2 separate regions of the Mus musculus genome follow, and region 1 is linked to region 2. Evidence: chromatin loops called from intact Hi-C (ENCODE). Cell type or tissue: left cerebral cortex. All regions are shown on one strand.

The links. Peaks named below come from ENCODE experiments on the same cell type or tissue, not always from the same donor. Only the 100,000 strongest peaks of a DNase experiment are listed, where the experiment ranks them.
Region 1: it touches region 2 in a loop (4-fold over the local background); 2 of 42 quality-filtered maps call a loop at or near these places.

The regions. Positions count from the first base shown.
Region 1 is chr9:16,110,589-16,118,588 of GRCm38, reverse strand. The region is part of intron 3 of Fat3 (FAT atypical cadherin 3); the gene reads left to right. Among named protein-coding and RNA genes, the nearest start is that of Mtnr1b, 240 kb to the right of the region's middle. In left cerebral cortex, no CTCF peak of the experiment used is centred here; DNase peaks (open chromatin) are centred at 3,589, 4,451 and 6,048; H3K27ac peaks cover 2,153 bases.
Region 2 is chr9:16,269,326-16,277,325 of GRCm38, reverse strand. The region is part of intron 2 of Fat3 (FAT atypical cadherin 3); the gene reads left to right. Among named protein-coding and RNA genes, the nearest start is that of Fat3, 230 kb to the left of the region's middle. In left cerebral cortex, no CTCF peak of the experiment used is centred here; DNase peaks (open chromatin) are centred at 3,191, 4,342 and 6,421.

The sequences.
Region 1 (8,000 bases), 160 kb after region 2:
TCTCCTTTGAGAAAGCTCCTGCATTTTACATTGGGCACTTTCTCTGCTCTTCGTGGCTATCATCTTATTGATAACAGAACAGGAAGTTTCAGAAGAAAAACAGGCGCTGTGGTAAAGAATTTTTTTCTTGGGAAGCAATATTAGGAGAGGGTCATTATCCAGACTTAGACCCCTGATATGAATCCTTTAGAAGTAAGGAAGTGAGGCTGATGGTGGAGGATGGTCTCATTTTTACCATATGAGTCAAGAGGGCTACGTGTCAGTGCACTTAAAGGCATTGCAGGGATCCACCATTAGGGAGACATGAGGAGTAGCTGCAGAGAGCAGCCCAGGAAACACAGCCTGGATCCCTGTACATGTGCAAGGCAAGTCGGGAGTGCACTGCAGATATGCAGCCACTCTTGAATGGAGGTAGGTACTCGGGTGAAATCACGATTAAACAGCAGGTGAGGGTTAAGGTTTCTTCTTGGGATTTTTTCCCCTTAGCCTCATGTGCAGACTATGAATGTACCTTTCAGGGCCCACAGGAAAAGCTGAGAACAAATGTGAAGAAGAATTGCTGTCTCCATGATAACAAAACTCACAGTCTCGTGTTTCCATCTTAATCTGATGATCTGGGAGGAACTTTACATAGAAGAAGCACAATAGGAACCCATTTGGTGAAGTATTTTAGCAACTACCCTAAGTGTATATTACCGATTTAAGTGTATATTACTGATTCAAGTGTATATTACTGATTTAAGTGTATATTACTGATTTAAGTGTATATTAAGTGTATATTAAGTGTATATTACCGATTTAAAGCACAGGCACATTTGTCGGGGATAGGAATGAAAGTCAGGAAGTTTGTAAAGGTATAGTAAAGACAAGGAAGGATGTGTTTCAAGTTTGACATTAGAACTCTCAATTTGAATAAAGACACTCAGGGCATGTCAGGTTCTTTTACAATATTCTACAAATGTCAAGCCTGGAATAGGTATCCAGGGGTCCCCAGAGCCTGACCGAGTGAGAAGATAAACAGGTTCAGAGCAAAGGTCTGCCTGTAAAAATGTCCAATTGCAGTAATGAGCCCTTCAGTGCAGAACCACTCCAAAACCTAGGCTGCTCTCCCCTAACGAAATCTCACATGATGGAGAGATACCTTTACTTTCTTAGTCTAGCTAGTTTAAGAACTGAGATGCTAAGAGGGAAATACTTTGGGTCTCTAAGTCTATGATATTGTTTCTTAAACTGTGAATGTAGCCACTCCTTGCAGTAAGAATCAGGACTTGGAGAGAAATTAAAAAATCATTTCTCTTCTCTGAACCCTAGGAACCTAAAGACTTTTTCAGTCTTTCAATCTGTCAATCACAATCTCCTAGAAAGAAAGCAAATAAAATATTTTCTCATCATAGATCATGCTTTAAACTGCAACAGCTGTTTTCACAGTGGGGCTATTTCAAAGTCTGACCCTCGTGACTGTAAAAGTTATGTCAATGGAATTAGTAAAAGCTAATCTTCAGAAAATAGTATCCTAGGGGAACTGAGGATGTAGCTCAGTTTGTAGACTCCTTACCTAGGGTGCGTGTACCCTGGATGTGATCTCCAGATGCTTATCTGTAATCCCATCACTTGCTTGCTCTCTTTCCATATGTGCAGAAAGGTGTGTGTGTGTGTGTGTGTGTGTGTGTGTGTGTGTGTGTGTATGTGTATATAAATGCATACATATTTTAATCTAAAATAATTTATTATTTATATGCTTCATTATGAAGCACAAATAATTACAGATTTGAACATCAAAAGTCCACTGGATGATGCTGGAATTACCTTAGAATCCCATAAAGCCTGCATTTGAGAATTGGGACATTAGGGATTAAAAGAAAGAAGAAACCTGCCTAGGGAGGGTTCTGCAGTGAGCTGTTCAGATACGGGTTGTCTGTTTCAAGCTTAGCACAGTATTTCAGAAATATTCACAGAAAGATTTAGTAAAATGTGATTACATGGTAGGGATAGGAAGGTATGCAGTTCTCTGACCCTTGAGTCATGGGGATAGAACATGTGCTGCAGTTCTGAGAGGAAATGTTCTTTCCAGATAGAGTAAATACTTGAAAGAACTCAAGTCCAAGATCCATGCCCTGCCTCTTCTCTCTCTCTCTCTCTCTCTCTCTCTCTCTCTCTCTCTCTCTCTCTCTCTCCCTCTCCCCCTCTCTCTCTCTCTTTCCCTCTCTCTCTCTCTCTCTCTCTCTCTCTCTCTCTCTCTCTCTCTCTCTCTCTCTCTCTCACACACACACACACACACACACACACCAGATCTGTGAACATGTTCTCACACATGGATTAATGGATGGCTGTGAGGATGTGTGACCGACATTTTTCTCTTATGTCTTAGAGTTTGCTGCTAAAACATGCTGACACATGTCCTCTTAAATAAATACACTTTCTCATCTCTACTGATCTGTTTAGAAGTAGCAATGAATTTGTATGTGTGTGGGGGGAGGGGAGACAGAACACATTTGTCCTTAGAATTAAAAAAAAGCAACTAATTCAGAAAGATCTGGCAGGAGAAGAAAGGCATTTTATAAATTATCAATAAATCAGCATATAACCTTTTTCCTAAAATAAACTGCAGCTATTTATATAATCCAGGTGGAGACTGTGAGAAAGGAATTATACGCTAGAGAGATACAAAGAATCTTTGTTTTTGAAAGCAGATGTAAGATGCATGCCATATACATCTGCCAGTGTGGATGACTATTATACAGAAAAGTGACTCTCTTGAAACTCAAGCACATGATTCGCGTTTTTCTCCCTACCTCTCTATTTATATCATTGTTGTTGTATTTGAAATTACTCAAATTATATTCACAGGCCAGACTAGGACACATACAGAAGAAGTTGTATTTTATGACCAAAATTATCACCACTTAAATCTGCTTCCCCCCTCCAAGTTGCTAATGAATTGTTTTACAGGGTGAGAGCATCTTACCAAGAGACATTGTCATGGTCATGAACATGGTGACATTCTCTTAAGTACAGCAGAAACTAGGGGCACATTTGGACGTGGGGAGTGTCTGCCCCACTTGTTTCTATGATCCCAATTTTGGGGAGTAAAAGGTTTGCAAAGCACAATGCTGTGGACTCTGAAGTCCTTCTTGACTATAGCTAGAATTATATTGTTCCCTTGGACAACATTAAACTGTTGACAGCTGAGGCCACATGCTTTCCTGTAAGATGTGATGTTTCATTTTTGATGAGTTCATAAACTTTGAAACACAACAATGAAACTGTTATGGTAATGCACGCGTCTCATCCTGCTCTGCCACAGAAATCTTGATGCTCTGAGCTAAACAGGAAGCGTCCTGACAAGAAGACAAGTCAGATGAGCAGGGGAGGAGCGTGGAGGTCTAATCTCTGCAATTTTGTCAGTCTCCTAAGTCATTTGTCATGTTTCATCACATCATCTCAAGCTTTCTATCCCCTCTGGGACCTGGCTGATCAGCCCTGAAGCTTTTAGCTGTTGATGTGATAGGAAGCCTGCGCTCCCATGAGTGGAGCAGACTATTCTGTACGTGCAAGGCCCAAAGAGCCATTTCCACTCAGCACTTCTTTATTTAGCACGTCCTATGGGCATGCTTCCAATAAAGTCCTACTCCACACCAGGAAACTGGTTCATTAAGCTTGTGAAAGGGCAGGCTGGAGGAGGAAGGGTTGCTCACCAAAGCCATGAGTCCACCTAAGCCTAGAGTGACAGGAGATTGTGTGCCATTGACCCAGTTGGGGAGCATGTTAATGCTATACTGATATTTAGGGGAGATATTGAGATGATTCATATTTTGCTCTGAAGTAAATGTGGGAAGAGGAATTCTAAAGCTGAGGAAATTAGTACAAATTCCACGGGGAAGTATTTGGGATACACTGAGTGAATGTTTTTCTTGAACATCCAGGGTAAGGGAGATAAGGACAAAGGAGTTTAGGAATAGGTCATAATATGCTTTAAGAATGAGGACAAGAATTCATACTGATTCTACAGAGAGAGAAGTTCATATTACAGATTAGTAACCAGGAAGTGACATGGAGACACAGAATAGTAGACAGGATGTGACATAAGATCACAGTTTAAGAGAAAATAGGAAGTGAACCACAAGAGATAATAGGAAGTAACAATCAGAATCACGGGAGAGAACAGGAAATAAAGTAATAGCTTAGTAGAGACCAGAAGTGACATAGAGTCACCGGTAAGAACAGGAAATTACATAGTCAGAGTCAGAGGAGAGACCAGAAAGTGGGAGTGTTAGCTACAAGTGGGAGATTGGAGCTTCTGCTGCTGGTCTGCCAGATGAGCCCACCTCTCTGCCATCTGCCTGTTCTCCTGTGCCTGAGACTAATCATATTCCATCTGAATTTTACATTTTTCATATAAAACATACGCCCACACTCTAAAAGTGCTGCAGTCTAAGCTTATTCTTCCTTTTGAGAAATGGTTCATCCTCCTACTCAGTTGTTCAACTAAAGAACCAAATATAGAAAGCAATAGATCTTCCCATCCTCAAGTACTCCGTCTCCCACTTCCCACATCAAACCAATAATAACCTGCCTCCTACCCTGTGAGTCTGCTCAGGTCCTCTTACTCATTGCCATTCCCCTGGCTTAAAGCAAGACCTTGCCAACAAATCCAGCTAAAATTTCTTCTTCCCATTACAGCTTTCATGCAGCTGCTAGTTATGCTAAGACCATAATGTTAAATCCATGTAAGTTGGAACTGCTTAGATAAGCCCTCATTGCCAATGATGAAATGTATCCCTTCGACTGTCATGAAAGCATCTTCATGGACATGTCTGGACTTCTGTTTTCCAAGTATGTATTCTTCTTCTCACCACCACATTTTCCCACAAAAATGTATAGAGAACATAGTATGTCCTTTTCCTGATTGGCTAGCTCAGACCCATCCTCTAGGACCCAAGATGAATCTTCCCTTTCTTGCATCTTGACATCAATGATCTCATATTCTATACTGTATACTTTAACTCAGGAAACAGAGCTATCAAGTATGTCTAATTTGTTGGATTATAACAAGACAAGTTAGCAAATGGCCTTTCATATCAGACTGTGATCTGCTTAAAGATAGTGACAATCTGACTGATCTTGGTCTTCTGTCACTATGTATAAAGACACAGCTGAAGTTCTGTAGATCAAGGGAAGGACATAAATGATAATGGAACCTTGGTGTGAGAATAGCTCTCAGTGTGTTGTTTCTTTACCAGGGTCTCTGGTTGTCATTAAGTTTATTTTGCATTCTTCTAGGAAATGAGTTAACAAAGAAAGCATCAATGGTGATGTCTATGCAGAACCTATATGGGGTTACACCCACATATCACATTTTAAATAAGCACTTACATCCCTTTAAAGAGTAATGATTACTATTATATCTTAGAAATATAAACATGAGCTATGCAATGAATTTGTTATATTATTTGAGAATTTTCATCCCAGAATTTCAAACATTGCATCAATATATGATGCATTAGGGAAACATGGTCCCTATAGAATATATTCAAATTCGAGATTGTTCATTTGATTGCTTTCTGCATGGATGCCTTCTAGTAGGTTTTTCTTCCCCTTCCCTCTCTTGATCATCTATCTCTAGCAAGGACAGGTTTTGCATTTTGTTTGCAATATTGGATTTCATACAGAAGTAATCATTTGGCCATATATTTGTCCTGAAGTTTTTTTTCCCATTTTTTATTAGATATTTAGCTCATTTACATTTCCAATGCTATACCAAAAGTCCCCCATACCCACCCCACCCCCACTCCCCTACCCACCCACTCCCCCTTTTTGGCCCTGGCGTTCCCCTGTACTGGGGCATATAAAGTTTGCAAAGCCAATGGGCCTCTCTTTGCAGTGATGGCTGACTAGGCCATCTTTTGACTGAAGTTTTTACTCTACAATTTCTCAACAAGAATTCATTCTGGTCACATTTCTCATTGTGTCAGATGCAATGCTGATTCATGCTCAGCTTCTATGAGGCCTTCTTAGGTTGCTTTTATCCAAGTAGATTGTATAGCCAAAGCCATTTTAATACTGAGAGGTTGGAGAGCTTGGAGGGAACTTTGCTTGCCACAGGAACACATGGCATTTCTTTAGATTCAGGAGCCTAATATCACCTAACTTCACACTGTCTCCAAGGTTCACTTGCAGGAGAAGAAAGGTTAACCAGATACCTATCACAATAAGATGTTATTGAACGCAAAATAATGGTTCTAGGGAAAACTAGAGATTTTCGAACATTTAACAGGTACCAACTGTGGCTATTTCATCTACTTCTGATAGCAACGACTCTCTGTCTAATTCATAAGAAGGAAAGGGAGAAATTCAAAGACAAAATCCTCAAATAGGAAAGACAAGTGATGAAAATGGGTAATCTTTTCTCAATTGGTATTCTTCTTCCAAAGAATTCCTCCAGATTTTCTGAAACTTCCTGAAATTCACTTGTCAAGAACGAGACGCTCCTTCCCTTCCTGCTCACCAAACTCCTAAGAATTAATGCCATTGCTGGGATCATTCAAATGTCAACTCCTTCGACCTTGGTTCATAGTCAGCTCTACATTCGAGGAGGGAAACAGTCTCTACACACATGCCCTCTGGTCTGACTTGATGAGGCCCTCATTCTTGGCTCTCTATAAGGCTTCCTTGAGCCTGTTTCCATTCATGTGTAATAAGAATGATGACCATTGCATGACAGAGGTGGAGATCCTGCCCAGATCCTCTAATTTGATCTTTTTCTTTTACTTAGAAGTTACTCTCATTTGGAGTTTTGTCATCTCATGCCAGTTTGCACTGTGTTAAAAAGCTAGCCACCCTATACTAAATGGCAATGACAATTTCCAATCCAAACCAGTGAGAGATCAAACTAAGAAAGAAAATTAGGCAAATCTGGATAATACCAGATGCTGTCCTTTGGCCTCCCCATGTACTGAAACCCACCATAGGCATTCATGCACTAAGGTTGCCTTTTTATTTTTTTTTTCTCCTCTGTCTGCTTTCCTATTTCCCATTTAACCCCAGCAAGCTCATAAACAAAACAGCACAATCCAAACAACAAAAGAAGAACACTACACCACCAGCCCCTCCCCTCTGAGATAATTCAGAACCTGAGCCAAACAGCTACAGAATGGAGGCCAAGCATTCTCCTAGAGCCTGGGGGATGCTAAAGAGCAAGAGATGGCATTTGGGGTGATGGTGAATGGCCTATGAAGAGGAACCAGTGCTGATGAACTACTTATACACAAGTGGCCTGAAGAATGTTGGTTCTGGCAGGGACAATGCTGTCATCCCAAGCAATAAATGGCAGCCCTTTCTCTCCATTCCCTCCTTCTGGAGGTCCAAGTGTTCTGGAATGAATGAAGAACAATGAAGAATACCTGGGGCTAGCTGCCACTTCCACTCAGCCCTCTCTGGAGCTGGGAACTTTCCCAGAGAAATGTCAGTGGCTTGAGGTGATTTCTCTCTCGCTTTTTTTTTTTTAATTCTGCCACGCAAAATGTCAGACTTTCATATAAAAGTGGGTTGCAGGCAACTTTTGCCACAGAAACATTTTCAGTCACAGCATAATGACAGGTGGATCTGTCTCAGGGAAGGGTAACAGAGCAGGAGTCTGACCCCAGTTTCCCCTCAGGAAATACCAGATAAGGTAACACTAGGTCTGCTTTGCCTGAGGAATTCAGGTTGTGTTTTTAGTCTCTTCTGTTTTGGGAACAAAGGTGTTTTCATGGTTGAGTAGCAAGACCACTAAGGTATGAGAAATTGTGAAAGAGTCCTTACAGGATGTTGCTAGATGAATTTCTTTCAATCGATCAACATGACTCAACAGAAATCAATGGCTACCCGTTACAGACTATGAGATGCTGGTTGCTGTGGTCAACTACTCCACGTGAAGCAGCTTACAGGTGCTTTGGCTCACAGTTTAAAGGGACACAAGCTCACACAGAAAGGAAGTCATAAGGCAGCTGCTTACAATGCAT
Region 2 (8,000 bases):
AAAAATTGTTGAGGAACACACACACACACTCCAGGGTATATTGATGAATATGTTTTCTTTTTTTAATCATTTCTAATTTTATATTCAGAATATTTATATAAATAAAAACTCTTATAATAACTAATCTAGAGTTAAGAATTGATACATCCCCTAGAAACCAAAATTATGAGTCTTTATCATGTGTCTGATCTGCTGCTAGATATGTATGATATTTAATCATTATATCAACCTGACTACATGGGGTCTTTGTTTCTTTATTTTGTAGATGAATAAAGGTAAGTTTTGAAGACATTAAATGGCTCCCCAGAATCCAGACTGAGGTCCAGATCTTTCTGACCCTGTATCTACTTCCAAGTTCCTGGTCCCCCTGTTTGCACTCACAGCAGGACGGGAATCTTCTCACCTCACTACATGTCTCTTGCCACTTGAGTCACACTCTGGACTCACACACACTTGAACACACTCTTAGTGTGTGTTCCTGATCCCCCTGCAGCTCTGGTTCTTACAACCTGAGACAGAAACCTCCTAAATCTTTTCCCTCATTTCTCTAAAGTCAGACCTCAAGTTTTTACTACCTAGTGCCATAGATTCTAAGAGCTTGGCTGATTTGGGGAGTTATTATTGACTTTCACAAAGGTCTGTGTTGCATGCCTCCATTGTTAATGAAAGCATTAGCATGTGATACCGAAAGGTAACCAGGGGGTGAGTTCTTTTCACTTTTTCCTTAAGAACATCTGAATGGCCTTTCTCATAAATATAACCCTTTGCTCCAAGTCCTGCCTTTCTGGCAAAGGACTTTCAAATTGTCTCTGGCTCTGTGTTATAAAACCTAGTGTTCCCCTCTTAGTTGATTTATGTTTTCTTTTGCTTTTGTTGTTATTTAAGTTTTTAATTTCCTGAGACAAAATCTCACTGTCTAGATCAGGATGATCTCATAATTACCATGTAGCCCAAGTAGGCCTCAGACTCCTGGCATTCCTCTTGTCTCAGCTGCTCAGTACTAAGATTACAGGTATGAGGCACAATGCCTGGCTCTTTGTTTTACAGTTTGTTTATTCTATTGGCCTAGAACTGATATAATGCAGCATACAGGAAAGGGCAATTTGTGTGCCCAGTGAACAAGAAAAATCTCCGGGAGATACAGTGTAAGATGCTGTCAAGGACACCCATCTTCTCTGCTAGGGTAGAGAGAGACAGGTACTGCATGGTGCTCACAAAGATAAATCTGAAAAAATAAAAATTACATTAGAACAATGGATATAGCTTTCATCAGGCCTCTGCTGAGAAGGGAAACAAATAATATGATTTCATCAATGTTGTCTTATGTAAGTCACTGAGCTGCAGGGAAAAATCAGATCACCCAATCCAAACCCCAGCTTATTGTATGTAAGTTTTATTAGAAGGCTGGCTCACCCTTGCTCCTTCTCTGTAGGGCAATAACTGTAAATTCCACCCTATATGTTCACTTCTACATTGCATCTTCCGCTAATAAATACAGTTAATAATATTCTGAAATCAGACTCCCAGGTTGCTAGACTGTAATTGTACTGAGTGTGTGGTGAGCTGAATTTATTTGTTCATAAAGAAGTTAATTGGACAAGTAATCTTTGAGACATGTCTGAGAGAGAGAGAGAGAGAGAGAGAGAGAGAGAGAGAGAGAGAGAGAGCATGCACGTGCATGCACATGCCATGAAAACACAAAGGAGACTATGAGAGGAGAGAATGATATCTTAAGGGAAGAGAGAATAATGAGGTTCATATAATATAAAACAGCTGAGGCTGCTTCAGGAGAGAAAAGGCACCAGAACAGGGGTCATTAGCGGACAGTTAGGGAAGGAAAAGTATATGAAAATGTTGTAATGAAACATATTGCTTTGTATGCTGACTTAGAAATTTGATAAAAATAATAAATGCTGAAGATAGAAAAATTTGTTCATGTCTTTTCTGTCCTGCTTCTTGATTGGCACATTTTATGTAGAAGATGGCATAGACTGAAGTTTCTCTGTGGACCCAAAGAAACAGACATGGCCACCTCCAAAGTCATTCTTTTATGAAAACAGAAGAGGCCCTAACTGTAGCTCTGCCTGAACTATCAACATCAATGTACAACGTGTATTGGCAATGTTGTTTATTTTAATCACCATAATGATAATGCCACGTTGAATAGATAACAGCAAAATACGAGGGCTCAAAAAAAAACCAACTCATGAACAATGCATTCTTTGGCCATATATCTATTATCTGAATGCAAACATTTGCCTCCTCCCCCTTCATTTCATACACAAACACACAATCACATTTACAAATTCATATGTGCCAAGTGCCCATGAGAATTCTCAATTAGCTATTAGCAGTGGTTTTCAAGCTATTTGTCATGACACATCTGTGGGTTGCATATCAGATATCCTGCATATTAGATATTTATATTACAGTTCATAATAAGAGCAAAATTACAGTTATGATGTAGCAATGAAATGACTTGATGGTTAGGGTCACCACAACACAAGGAGCTTAATCAAGGGGTCATAGCAATCGCAAGGCTAAGAACCACTGTTCTAGAGCAACCAGAGGATTTGAAGGCTGCTCTCAGCGGTAGAGAATGAAACACCAGGTTCTTGGTACCCTAAGAATTGTACTGAATTAAATTCATGATGATTTGACAACAGGACAACTAGGTGGCTTGCTGGCTAATTGCAGCCTTGTCAATCTTCTTGTAGCTACTTATAGATCAATACTAGTTGTGAGCAGGTAGGTACCTCTGTGCCCATGTTGCATCCACAAAATTGAAGAAAGTGAAGCCACAAGCAGAGATTTCACATGGTCTATTTGTACCTGAACAAAGGAGACATAGGAAAGATGTGGACAATTTCACAACTGTCTCTGAGGACTCATATGTGAAACAGGCGAGAGTCTGCTGGTTTTTTGCTAGACTCATCTTTGCTTTGCTTTAATTTGCTCTCCAAATAAAACATTCCGGAACTGTCCTTTGGGGGCTGTTTCTATGGATTGGTTAGTTACTTTATTGACTGTGCATTAACAGTCTCTGAACCACGTGTTCTGCCTGTTGTTTTACTAAATTATACTTTGCAACCCAGACAGATGGTAGTGTCTATTTTAGCCAAACATTTTGTTGTGATTTTTCTTCTCACAAGTCTGATGTTTGCTAGTATCGTGTCTGTCTCATATCTTAGTACTAAACAACAAGAGGTCAAAATAGAGGGTACAGGAAAAAGCATGTGGGATTTCATTCCATTTATCCATTCATGACTTGGCTTGTTCTAAAAGCATTTAGTAGACACTCTCTTTGTGACAGATGCTGTAATCAACTTGCATTAAAAATCCTAGATCTTTCAGGGGCTAGAGATATGGCTCAGCAGACAAAGCACTTGCCATGCAAGCAAAAACACCTGTGTCCAGATCCCTAGCATTCATTTACAGCTGGTCACGGTGACATAGACCTGAAATCCTAGCACTGAGAAGGTGGTAACAGGAAGTTCCCTGGGGCCAAAATTGGCTAGTCAATGTAAAACTCTCTCTAGAAATAAGGTGGAGTGATTGAGGAAGATACTAATGTTTCTTATACTCATGAGTATGTAGAAACACACAGACACAGGTACATATTAACACATATGAGCGCATTCTAACTATACACGTGTACATGCACTGCATGTAAATTTATACATTCACAGGTACACATAGAAACACAGTCATGCATTACTCATAAACATATATACATGTACATATGCATTTATATGCAGACACACACACTTGTATATACACACATACACATGTACACATGCACCTACCTCCACATGAATGCATATGTGCATAAGCATGGATATACCTCCCCCTTCTTCCTTTTTCCCCACTTTCTTTTCATAAAGATGAACTCTGAGCCGGGCAGTGGTGGCACACGCCTTTAATCCCAGAACTTGGGAGGCAGAGGCAGGCAGATTTCTGAGTTCGAGGCCAGCCTGGTCTACAGACTGAGTTCCAGGACAGCCAGGCTACACAGAGAAAACCTGTCTCGAAAAACAAACAAAACAAAACACCCCCCCCTGAAAAACAAAAAAGATGAACTCTGATTCCTATGTCATAGGCATGAAAAAACCACAAGAGAGTCTAAAGTTAATTTCATCATATTCTGAGTATCGTGTCTGTGCTAATCTCCCTGAAGAGCTTTGCAGCAGGTTTTTCTTTTCCTTTTAATTTTTTTTAAGTGAACATCTCAGGTTTTGGGGAGTGCAACCTTTACTGGAGAGGAGGAAAGTAGGCACTTGACAGCAGGAGAGACAGAAGGGCAGAGCTTAAATTATATCATGTTTCCAAAATAATTCTCCCTCCCAAAACAACAGGGTGCTGCCTGCTGCTAAGGGGATTTAATCTTATAACTGCAACATTGTGTGAAAGAATGGAAGCACTGCATTCTGAAGGAGTTCTTACCATGTTAATTCTTCAGTCAAGAGTCCTATGTAATTCCTATTCTTATGCCATACACAGAAGCAACCAAACCCATAGTTGTTAACAGCAGCAACAAACCTCCACTGAATGCATCTTTTAAGTCAGACATCCAGGTGTTGTTACCCTGATGGTCTCTCACTCAAGCCCTTGCCCAAAGTAGTAGACCTACATGAGTGCCATTTTAACATGAAGGCTTTGAGCTCAGTGAGGGCAAGTGAGTTAACCAAGGTCATGCAGGAAAAGACAGAGACTCAAACCACATCTTTATGTCTCTAAAGTCCATGTATTAAATCCAGTACTAGTGTGAACTTGCTAACATCTCCCAGTCCTTCTGATTCTACCTTGGAAATGCCTGTCAAAGCCATGGACTGAACTAGAAATTCTCAAGTAAAAGGCATGTTATACAAAGAAGACTATTAGTTCTATCTGGCAAGATATCTGGTGACCATAAACCCCTGCCTTCTGGTGTTTATATCTTGGTAAAATACCCTTCTCTTGTATAAGTGGTTGATATTGTTTTGTATCCCCTAGAATATTGTAAAAGTGACTCTCATGATTAAAATGATTATAATACAATATTGATTAAGACTGTTATGAGCATATAATTCTAAAGTTGTGTGTGTGTGTGTTGTGTACATGTGTGTTCACATATTTTTGGATACACTTGCACATGTTGTGTATGTGTATCCATGTAGAGGCTAGAGATGGATACTGAGATCTTTCTTGATACATGGTTTTTTTTTTTTTTTTTTATCTGTTGTGATGTTCTCTCATTAAATCCAGAAATGAACCCACCAATTCAGCTATTCTAGCTGACCAACTAACCCAGGAGATTCCATGTTTTCATCTCGCAGACACTGGGATTTTATGGGTGGACCACCTTGCTTACCTGGATTTTATATGGGACTCTGGAGAGTCAAGCTCCAGTTCTTATGCTTGTGAGGCAAAAGTTTTAATTCCATTCTAGACTCTTAGTGGGTTTGAAAATGTAGGCAACATGCCAAGCATGTTTATATGATGAGAAGGCTATGGACAGGCTCCAGGGACCAACAGCAGCCTTCCAATGATGACCAGCTCAAAGCAGCGGCTGTCATTTGCACAACCACAAGTAGAATAATTCTGACAACATTCTGGTTAATCTTGGAAGCAGATTCTTATCTACTTGACTCTCTGGGTGAGAACATAGCCTGGCTGCCATTGTGATTGCATTCTTGTGAGACACTAAGCCATGCCTGGGTTCCAGATCCAAAGGGACTATGAAATAATAAACACTCTATTTTCAGTTGCTAAATGTGTATTGGGTCTCAACTCTCCCACTCCCTAACAATGGACAGTAAATAAATGCATTAACCTTTCTGTGCCTCCCTCTCTTCTACACTAAAGACTAATGTCGGAGAAGTAGGAACATTCACATCTTTTTCTTTGAGATTGAGGGGGAACAGGAAGCTATTTCACCAGATTAGGAGAAAGAAATGTAGGAAGCACATGGACCCTTACTGAAAGAACAGAGTCCCCACCTGCCTGGAGCAACCTGGCACCGTGTAGATGATCCAACAGCATGAACCTCAGTTAATGTGAGGGACAGACCTTCAGGAACTCTGTCACTGGCTGTGTTTGGAGTGCAATCCTCTGCACTTAGTCCTTCACTCCACCACCCATTGTCTTCCATTCTTTGTTCCATGGCTATAGTGAGAGAATATGGTGGGTTTCTTAGTTGGCCCTTTGGCCTGGGATTCAGATGAACTCCACCGGTTGGAGTCTGTTTTTTTCCCCATGGAACATAGAAAAGAGTTAGCCTCACATAACTTTATTTGGGTCACACTAGTGTATGTTTGATTATAGAAATCTTCTTACCTACTTTAAAGTCTGTCCAAAGTATAACATCTACCAGATGGTAACAGGACATTATTATGCCAAATGCAATCCTAGGAGTTCTCTCTGAGAGCAGGAACTGGTTGTTCAGAACTCTCTACTCTTTTTCAGTGCTGCTAAGAGTGCTGGAAAATACATTATGCTACAGCCCTCTGCAGAGGACTGGAGAGTGGCTTTCTTGCTTTTTTTTTGATAGGGAAAAAGAGATGCATTTAGCAGGGCTTTTATTTTTTTAACTTTCACTCAAGAGCAACAAAGAGACAGCTCTGAAATCTGCAAGATTCTCTGGAGACATCTTCCCTTCCTACCCCATTTCATTAACCTTTCTTCTGAGACTACTTATGAGTGCCTGGGTTTAATTAAGAATTTTAGTGTGCAGTACAGAGGGAGCCCATCTCTCCCCTTGGCGTGGGGCTTCATCTGATTTGTGTTGAGCACATACGTTTTTTGGAGAATTAATTATAATTGCATATGACAAAAGAAATAACTCTTTTGAAATGTCTTCAAATCCTTAATGCTGGTTTATTTGCAAGTAATGATGATAGCCATCAACATACTCAGTTCCAGTGGCCTCTACTATCTACCTAGTTTTGCATAGAGCAATACAATTCCAATTTCATAAAATTGGGGCTGGATGGTTCTTTGTTCTGCACTAAATATTACTTCAGAGATTTTAACAAAGAGTAGAGAGTGGTCTGTTACAGCAAACTGGACTCGTGCCACAGCCTTAAGTGGACATGGATAATATCTTAGTTCTAACAGGCTGCTGGCTTACCATTCAGGTTACTGCCTCCTAAGCAGTATAGATCATCAGAAGACCTCTTCTGTGTCAGGATGTTGTAAACAGTCAGGGGCCTTCCATAGGATTTTATTTCTAATTCAAAGCATTCTTTCAAGAATTTCTTCAAAATTTCTTTGGATTACACCAAGAGAACGCAGGTCAACTCTTGTCATAGATGATTAAAACAATACTATAGTTTATCATGAGCATTTGTACGCCTTTTAGGTCATTTTTGTATACATTAACCTGTTCTTGGTCTTCTAAGGAAGAGGAAAAGTGATATTACAAGGCAGTTTAATGGGTGTATTTCATTAAACACAGAAACCTTATAGGTTAGTTAAAATTAGTTATACTCTTTAGATTAGAAAACTTAGGCTCAAGATTTTTATTTTAGAATTCAGGATTCCCTTGACCTTACAGCCATAAATTTTTGGCACAGAAGGCTGAAGTTTGCCACAGTAGATCACTATTTAGATTCTTTCAATCTCAGCTTTTACTTCGTTAACAGAAAAGCATGGGCCTAGAAAGTACCATTTCATCATTAATATCTAGGTACAAGACTAATTTCAGTGAAATAGGAAAATGAGCATCTTCAACACTGAGTATTGACAGGAAGCTGTTCCATCTGATGAGGAGAACAAGTTGCATGAAGCATGTGGACCTTTACCTAATGGAAAATGAATTTCCATTTGGGGGCAGTATCATTCATTATCTTTACAGCTGTAAGGATTACCAGGACAATCAAAGAACAGGTGTAGTACCACAGTCTTCAAGTTCTCCTGCTATGCCCCTGGTACCCAGGATGCACTGGTAGAGATCCTAGACAGGCTTCATTGCAACTGGACAGGTGCTGCTAAGCCTCTAATGGGTCTCTACTCATTGGAGT